Linked DNA regions of Homo sapiens: region 2 is linked to region 1. A link is an interaction called in ENCODE POLR2A ChIA-PET data of the cell type or tissue named here. Cell type or tissue: MCF 10A. All regions are shown on one strand. Region 1 overlaps MAP4K3-DT (MAP4K3 divergent transcript). Region 2 holds the start of LOC124905994 (a long non-coding RNA gene).

What was found. Peaks named below come from ENCODE experiments on the same cell type or tissue, not always from the same donor. Only the 100,000 strongest peaks of a DNase experiment are listed, where the experiment ranks them.
Region 2: POLR2A ChIA-PET joins it to region 1 with 5 read pairs; 4 of 35 experiments call an interaction of 5 or more read pairs at or near these places.

The regions. Positions count from the first base shown.
Region 1 is chr2:39,486,394-39,490,393 of GRCh38, reverse strand. The region is part of intron 3 of MAP4K3-DT (MAP4K3 divergent transcript); the gene reads right to left. Among named protein-coding and RNA genes, the nearest start is that of MAP4K3-DT, 51 kb to the right of the region's middle. In MCF 10A, no CTCF peak of the experiment used is centred here; a DNase peak (open chromatin) is centred at 1,753.
Region 2 is chr2:39,735,031-39,739,030 of GRCh38, reverse strand. THUMPD2 (THUMP domain 2 tRNA and snRNA guanosine methyltransferase) reads left to right here. Exons shown (of 10, transcript NM_025264.5): 10 at 1,972-2,970. The coding sequence ends at 2,296. LOC124905994 (a long non-coding RNA gene) reads right to left here and starts at 2,036. Exons shown (of 3, transcript XR_007086294.1): 1 at 1,953-2,036. It also overlaps a transcript of TMEM178A not described here. In MCF 10A, no CTCF peak of the experiment used is centred here; no DNase peak of the experiment used is centred here.

The sequences.
Region 1 (4,000 bases):
GAGATAGGGTTTTACCATATTGGTCAAGCTGGTCTCGAATTCCTGATCTCAGGTGATCCACCCACCTTGGCCTCCCAAAGTGCTGGGATTACAGGCATGAGCCACCTCGCCCAGCCTAAAGCTAGCATCTTAAATGTAGATGAAAATCTGTGATGTTCAGTATGTTCACTCTACTTTTTTTTTCAAAAGATGAATTACCTTTTCATTAATGTTTCCCTTTTTTTTTTTTTTTTGAGCTGGAGTCTTGCTCTGTTGCCCAAGCTGGCGTACAATGGCGTGATCTCAGCTCACCGCAACCTCCGCCTCCCATGTTCACGTGATTCTCCTGCCTCAGTCTCCCAAGTGGCTGGGATTACAGGTGTGCACCACCACACCCAGCTAATTTTTGTACCTTTAGTAGAGACAGGGTTTCACCATGTTGGTCAGGCTGGTCTCAAACTCTTGACCTCAAGTGATCCTCCTGCCTCAGCCTCCCAAAGTGCTGGGATTACAGACATGAGCCACCATGCCCAGCCAAAAGATGAACTACCTTTTTAAAAAAGCATAGGATTGTCGCCAGGCGGAGTGGCTCATGCCTGTAATACCAGCATTTTGCGAGGCTGAGGCGGACGGATGACAAGGTCAGGACATTGAAACCATCCTGGCTAACACCGTGAAACCCTGCCTCTAGTAAAAATACAAAAAATTAGCCGGGCATGTGGCGGGCGCCTACAGTCCCAGCTATTCGGGAGGCTGAGGCAGGAGAATGGTGTGAACCCCGGAGGCAGAGCTTGCAGTGAGCCGAGATGGCGCCACTGCACTCCAGCCTTGGCGACAGTGCGAGACTCCGTCTCAAAAAGAAAAAAAAAGGCATAGGATTATGTATCTAATTTACCTACTATTCCATTACTATTTTACATCCTATTTCTGAATTTCTGTGTCTTCCGCCACTTATCTTGACTTAATTTTTTTCTTTTAAGTAACTAGTCATATTGTTGCACTATCCACATAAAAATTACTTCCAAAGACTTGTGATAGAACCCAGTGATGTCACACCTAGATATATAACTCTCACAAGGAGACACATACAAAAACATTTATCATGCATTGTTTGTAAGGGAAAAATAATGGAAACAATTTAAAGATCTATCAACAAAAGAATGAATAAACTGTGGTCTTTTTATACAATGAAATACTATCTAGCACTTTAAATAAACTAGAAGATGTGTATTGGCCTGACGCAGTGGCTCACACCTGTAATCCCAGCACTTTGGGAGGCTGAGGAGGGCGGATCACTTGAGACCAGAAGTTCAAGACCAGCCTGGCCAACATGGCAAAACCCATCTTTACTAAAAATACAAAAATTAGCAGAGCGTGGTGGCAAGCGCCTGTAATCCAGCTACTCGGGAGGCTGAGGCAGGAGAATCGCTTCAACCTGGGAGGCAGAGGCTGCAGTGAGCCAAGATCGTGCCACTGCACTCCAGCCTGAGAGACAGAGTGAGAATCCATCTCAAAAAAAAAAGAAAAAAAAAAAAAAGATGTGTATTAGGGGCCAACCATGGTGGCTCACACCTGAAATCCCAGCACTTTGGGAGGCTGAGACAGGTGGCTCACTTGAGCTAAGGAGGTCATGACTAGTCTGGGCAACATGTGAAACCCTGTTTCTACAAAAAATACAAAAATTAGCTAGGCATGGCGGCGTGTGCCCGTAGGCCCAGCTACTTGCAGGGCTGAGGCAGGAAGATTGCTTCAGCCCAGGAGGTCAAGGCTTCAGTGAGTCATGATCACACCATTGCACTCCAGCCTGGTGAACAGAGTGAGACTGTTTAGAAAAAAAAAAAAAAGATGAGTATTAATACATGTTGAGTGAGAGATTAAGAAGAAAGCGCATAATATATCATTTAATGATGAAAAACTTGCAAATCAACTTTATGTCTTATGGATACATATATAGTATAAATATAAAAAATAGCTGGGTGTGGTGGTGTGTGCCTATAGACCCAGCTACTTGGGAGGCTGAGGCGGGAGGATTGCTTGAGCCCACTAGTTCTGGGCATCATATAGTGACCTCCCAGGAGCAGAGGGCTACCTGGTTGCCTAAGGAAAGGTGAACCCACCTGTGTGGGAAGCAGAGCAGGTCAAAACTCCTGTGCTGATCATAGTGGATTGCACCTGTGAATAGGCACTGCCCTTCACCCTGGGCAACACAGGAAGACTCCAGCTCTTATTAAAAAAAATTTTAAATAATATAAAAATACACAGAGGAATTAAAACTCTAAATTCAGGGTAGTTGTCACCCTGCAGATCACAAGAGAGGAATGAGATAGATTGGTTTCAGGGGTTTTAACTACATCTATATGATTTTAACTTTGTCAGCACTTCTGGTGGCTTGTTGAGGAAAAAAAGGTTTTAACTTGGAAGAAACAGAGGAAAGGGGAAAAAAGGGAGGGAGGAAGAGGGCAAAAGGGGGAGGGAGGGAAAAAGGGAGATCTGAAGCAAATATGGCAAAATTTTATTACATGAAATACTATCTAGCACTTAGGGCTGGATTGTAGATAGATGATTTTTTGTCATATTATTTTGTATGCTTTTCTGTCTGTTTGAAATATTCTATTGTAAATAGATGTGCTAATCTTTATAATAATAATTCATGGTATTATTCACCAAATTTAACAGCCTAACAAAAGTTTAGAAGTAAAAAATTAGCAAGTGGCACATATTTTCCAGTTCTACTAGTAAAGAAACTTGTTTGCATCTGGGGAAGATAATATTTGCGGTGTAACTTCCCCACTCCCTTTCCAGCACATCCTTAAAGGACTCAAATGGAATGTCGTCCTATGACAAAGAAAAGTGCTTGTGCATATTAACTCCTCTGCTGCTGAACCAATTTGTGACAGGATGAAAGCGCTACTAGGAAACAAAGTGAAGAAGGATGGACACTCTATTCAGTATTTATAAATTTCTAGGTTTTTCCTTTTCAAGCCCCCTTAGAATCTTTACGAAAAAGGTCAACAGTTTAGCATGCCTCCAAATGAAAAATGTTATGTTAATGTATTTGCTAATAAATAATTCATTTCAGAGGCAAAATTAAAGGCTCAAGTTGGTAAATAAAGCATCCAGCACTATATCCATACGTGGTCTCTGACATCAAAATAGGATGAAGGGCCGGGCATGGTGGCTTACTCCTGTAATCCCAGCACTTTGGGAGGCCGAGGCAGGTGGATCACTTGAGGTCAGGAGTTCGAGACCAACCTGGCCAACATGGTGAAACCCCATCTCTACTAAAAATACAAAAATTAGCTGGGCGTGGTGGTGTGTGCCTGTAATCTCAGCTACTCAGGAGGCGGAGGCAGGAGAATCACTTGAACCCGGTAGGCGGAGGTTGCAGTGAGCTGAGACTGTGCCACTGCACTCCAGCCTGGGCAACAAAGTGAGACTCCATCAAAGAAAGAAAGAAAGAAAGAGAGAGAGAGAGAGAGAGAAAGAGAGAAAGAGAGAAAGAGAGAAAGCGAGAAAGAGAGAGAGAGAGAGAAAGAGAGAGAGAGAGAGAAAGAGAGAAAGAGAGAGAGAGAAAGAAAGAAAGAAAGAAAGAAAGAACGAACGAACCTCAGGGTCTCTGACCTACTGTGTCAGAGAGGGCATCACTGCAGCCAACTTGGGTAAGAGGAGACACAAAGCAAGTAAGACGTTAATTTCACATAAGAACAAAAATTAATATTTTTTCTCCTTCCCACTCTCCCTCATCTCCCTTCCTCTCTCTTTCTTCCTCTTCTTTTCTTTTATAGTACACATTAAAAGGGAAACACGTCAGCCAGAGAGAAGCAGCAAAATGCTTGGGGGTGAGGGGTTGTCCCCCACCAAGTACAGCACCATCTAGGCTGCTGCCCCAAATGGTGCCATAGTAGGGAAGCCCAAAACTAAAGCAGCCAACACTGCTGTCTTCCTTCACCCAGCAAAGAGCAGAACCAAAGCATCAAAAACAGGCAAAGGGGATTGGGGGAAGAAGGAGCCAGGTCTCCTA
Region 2 (4,000 bases), 250 kb before region 1:
ACAATTTAGAGACAGAATTGTCTAGCTTTGCTGATGGATTAGACTAGGGAAAGCTACCTAAGCTTCTTAGATTTTTGCTGGGCATGAGGCAGATTCCCCTTAACTCTTGGTCCTTTAGCTGCCACTGTTTCTTTTCCTGTACAGCTGAACTTCTTGAAATAATGGCCTACACTTGACACCTCTGCTTCCTCAGTTTCCAGCCCCACTCTACCCTGGCAGACGAGCATCTGCTCCTGCCTTCAGCTAGGATTGCTGTCCCTGGGTTCACTGATTTCTCATAATCCTGATCACCTGTTAGTCCTATAGCATTTGTTATTTTACATATATATATAATTTATATATGTATATATGTGTATATATACATATAATTTATATGTATATAAATTATGTATTTATATGTAAATATATAATATATATTATATATATATTTTTACATATGTATGTGTGTAAAAAATAATTTTATTTTAAAGACAGGGTCTCTCTCTGTTGCCCAGACTAGAGTGCAGTGGTGCAATCTCAGCTCACTGCAACCTCTGCCCCCTGGGCTCAAGCAGTCCTCCCATCCCAGCCTCCCAAGTACCTGGGATTACAGGCACACGCCACCACACCTGGCTGATTTTTGTATTTTTTTGGTAGAGACATGTTTTGCCATGTTGCCCAGGCTGGTCTCAAACTCCTGTGCTCAAGCGATCCTCCCACCTGAGCCTCCCAAAATGTTGGGATTACAGGTGTGAGCCACCATGCCGGCCCTATAGCATTTGACACTGTTGAAACTGTTTCTTTCTTGAAACTGTACTTCTTTGGCTTCCTTGACATAACTGTTGTCCAGATTTTCTCTGAGGATGTCTACTTCATGGGTCTTCTCCTCCGTCACTTTTTAAATGTGAAATCTCTGCTCCCTGTCCCATTTTCTCTTCTCAACCTGTACTGCCACCCCAGGTGATCCCATCCACCATTATGGCTTTAGCTACCATTTACTGTATCTTTACCTCAAGGCCTGGTCTTTTCCATTACTCCAGGCTGTGTATCCAGCTCTCTGGTGGAATCCGCACTTATGTGTTCCTTAGGTACATCAGCACGTTCCAAGCTGAACTCCTTACTCCCCTCCTCCCTCCACTTCCCACCCGCTGTGACTCACCCACCCACTGAGCTGCTTTCAGAGCTGCCTCCTCTCCACTTCCTCCCGTCTTTGCTGCTTTTTCTGCTTCCAGCACCCTCCCTTGCTGCAGCCGCTTGCCGTCGCTTTGCCTGGCTCATTCCCACTTGTCTTTTAACTCATAGCACAGGTATCTTCCTCTGGGAAATTCTCTCCTCTGTCCCATGCTCGGGTTTGGGACCCACCTCATGTTCCCAAGCCCCTCATGCTTGCCTTGATTATAGCATTTTCACACCCTTTACTCGCCTCTCTCTCCCAAAGAGATGTTCAGTGATCTCTTGGCAACTTACAGGGCTATGTCACGGGACACAGGCAAGTGTTTTCATGACTTTTTCCACATAAGTGCTACATAGACTTTGATAATTGAGTAAATGCATTCTCCTCAAGAAGCTGACATTTCAAGATCTGCCCTTCTTTTTCTGATTTTTCCTTCGCCATTTCTTTGTTCGTGTCCTAACTCTTTCCTGTTAACTTTCTTCTGCTGTCAGGCTACTGCTTTTAATACATGCAGTCTTTAGGATTCTGTCATTTGCCTTTTCCTTTATACAATCATTTATTAGACCGTGACTACAAATTACTTTGAGGCTTGCCTTTTGAGTAAAAATAGATAATTAAAGCAGATTTGTACTAGGGATTTCATAATTACTATAATGAATATACATTATAGAAGATACTACCTAATTATCAAAAATCCTTATATTTAAATGGATAAAATTAAATTTCAAATTAAAAACATGAACCATTTTAAATGAAGTGGGATTGTTTGTTGTCTAGAAAGGAGAAAGATAGCAATTACCATTTTTTTTTTGTCACAGAGTGCTTCATGTTGGCGGAACCATTGTATTGTTGCTTAGTGAAGATCACCACAGGCGCCTTACAGATTGTAAAGAGAGCAACATCCCTTTCAATTCCAAGGACAGTCACACAGATGAACCTGGAATTAAAAAGTGCTTGAATCCTGAAGAAAAAACTGGTGCATTCAAGACAGCGTCAACTTCATTCGAAGCCAGTAACCACAAATTCTTAGACAGAATGTCACCATTTGGCTCCTTGGTACCAGTGGAATGCTACAAAGTTAGCCTTGGAAAGACAGATGCGTTCATATGTAAATATAAGAAGTCGCACTCTTCTGGACTGTAGCAGGCTTGCTGCCATCAGCCGGGTTCAGGCCCTTGTAAGTTAGCTGTACAGCAGAAGTTTGCTGTCTCTAGGATTCATATAGCACCCACAGAGCTCCAAGTAACCAAATTCCCCCAAAGACAGGAGGTGTGGCTGATGGGTACACATGCTTGGTAAGAGTTTCTGCTTTATATTCTAAAGTACTTAATGTTTTTGAGAAAAAAGTTATCGAATATTTTTTAGACTTAAGTTTTATCTTCTGTCAGAATGTGAAAAGTTCTGCCCAGTTTCTGAGCAAAAACTTCAATTTCAAAATAAAGGTTTTCAGGGGTTCACTTAAGTGTATCACAATCAACACCAGACGGGATATTTTAACTATCAGATTTTCGGAAATGTAAAAACCTTTATGTGTAACTTCTTTTGATATTAAACTTGATTTTTGAGCCTGTAATTTTCTTCTCCATTGGAATGAAAATAATTTGTATTTGCAATACATTTTATATGTTTATTATGTAAACCAACAGTGAGAATAATAACTGAATTAAGCCAGTATCCTTCAAAACATGATGGAAAATGAAATTTGCTTTTTTTCTAAAAGCATTCATACACTGTCACCTCGCCCTTATTTATATAGAAAGTCAGTTTGTTGCTTATGTTCACTACCTGAGAAAAAGAAACAGTAAGTTTGAGGAGAATATATGCTCTGGTTTAATGTTTTTCAATAGTGTGATACAATTGTTCAACTTATTGGCAGCTTTAGTGGTATTTGAACAACTTTGCTATGTTTGGGTAATTTTCCACCCTGTGAATCAGCTCCCCAAAGCAGAAGTCATAAAATCTGTTTTCCAGCCAGGGTGTGGAAACCTGGGCCCCTGGTATCAGGTCCACCCATGTGCAAGCTATGGCATTTGTGCCCAGTGGCAACACAAAGCGATCTTCACCAGAACATTCCTCTCCTGAGGTTTCAGCACTGCTCTTGGCTACGTAGCCACCGCTAAGCTTCTCTCTCTGGCCTTCCTAGGAAATTCTAAGAGCCACCTACTAATCTTGAATACATTTCATTTTTGCTAAAACTAAGTAAATGTGGTTGTGTTGTTAACAGCTGGGACTCTGATAATGGAGACTGATACTCTGAGGGGTTTCAAGCAAGAGGCCCCCAGTAATGTGAATTCGTTACTCGGTATCTGGCCTACTTGGGTTAAAGGCAGTGAGAATACAGCTAGTGTTATAGAAAGTGTATGGCATGTGATGGTGAAGCAGTTCATAATGCCTGTGCTTACCTGATGCTCTGGGAAACACCAAAAACCTGAGGAATACGAGCCCTATGAGGCGGGCTATCTGCTTTTGGTAGAACTTGACAACTCAAAGAAAAAGCAAGATTTCTGTAGTCCTTATTCCTTGGGTTAAAGCAGGGGTCTCAGCCAGCGGCAATTTTTGGTCCTCAGAAGACATATGGCAATGTCTGCAGACATTTTTGATTACCACAACTTGAAGGAGGAGAGAGATACTCCTGGCATATAGTGGATACTGCGGATAAAGGATGAGAGATTAGGTTAACAAGGTAATGGGTGGCAGGTAGAGGTGGTATATTAGATGAGATGGGGCCTTGAAGACTATTTTAAGGGCTTTAGCTTTTACTCAAAACCACTGAAAGAGTTTTGAATAGGTGATGTCACCTAACATATGTTTTAGGATACTGTAGCTGCTATATTGCAAATTGATTGT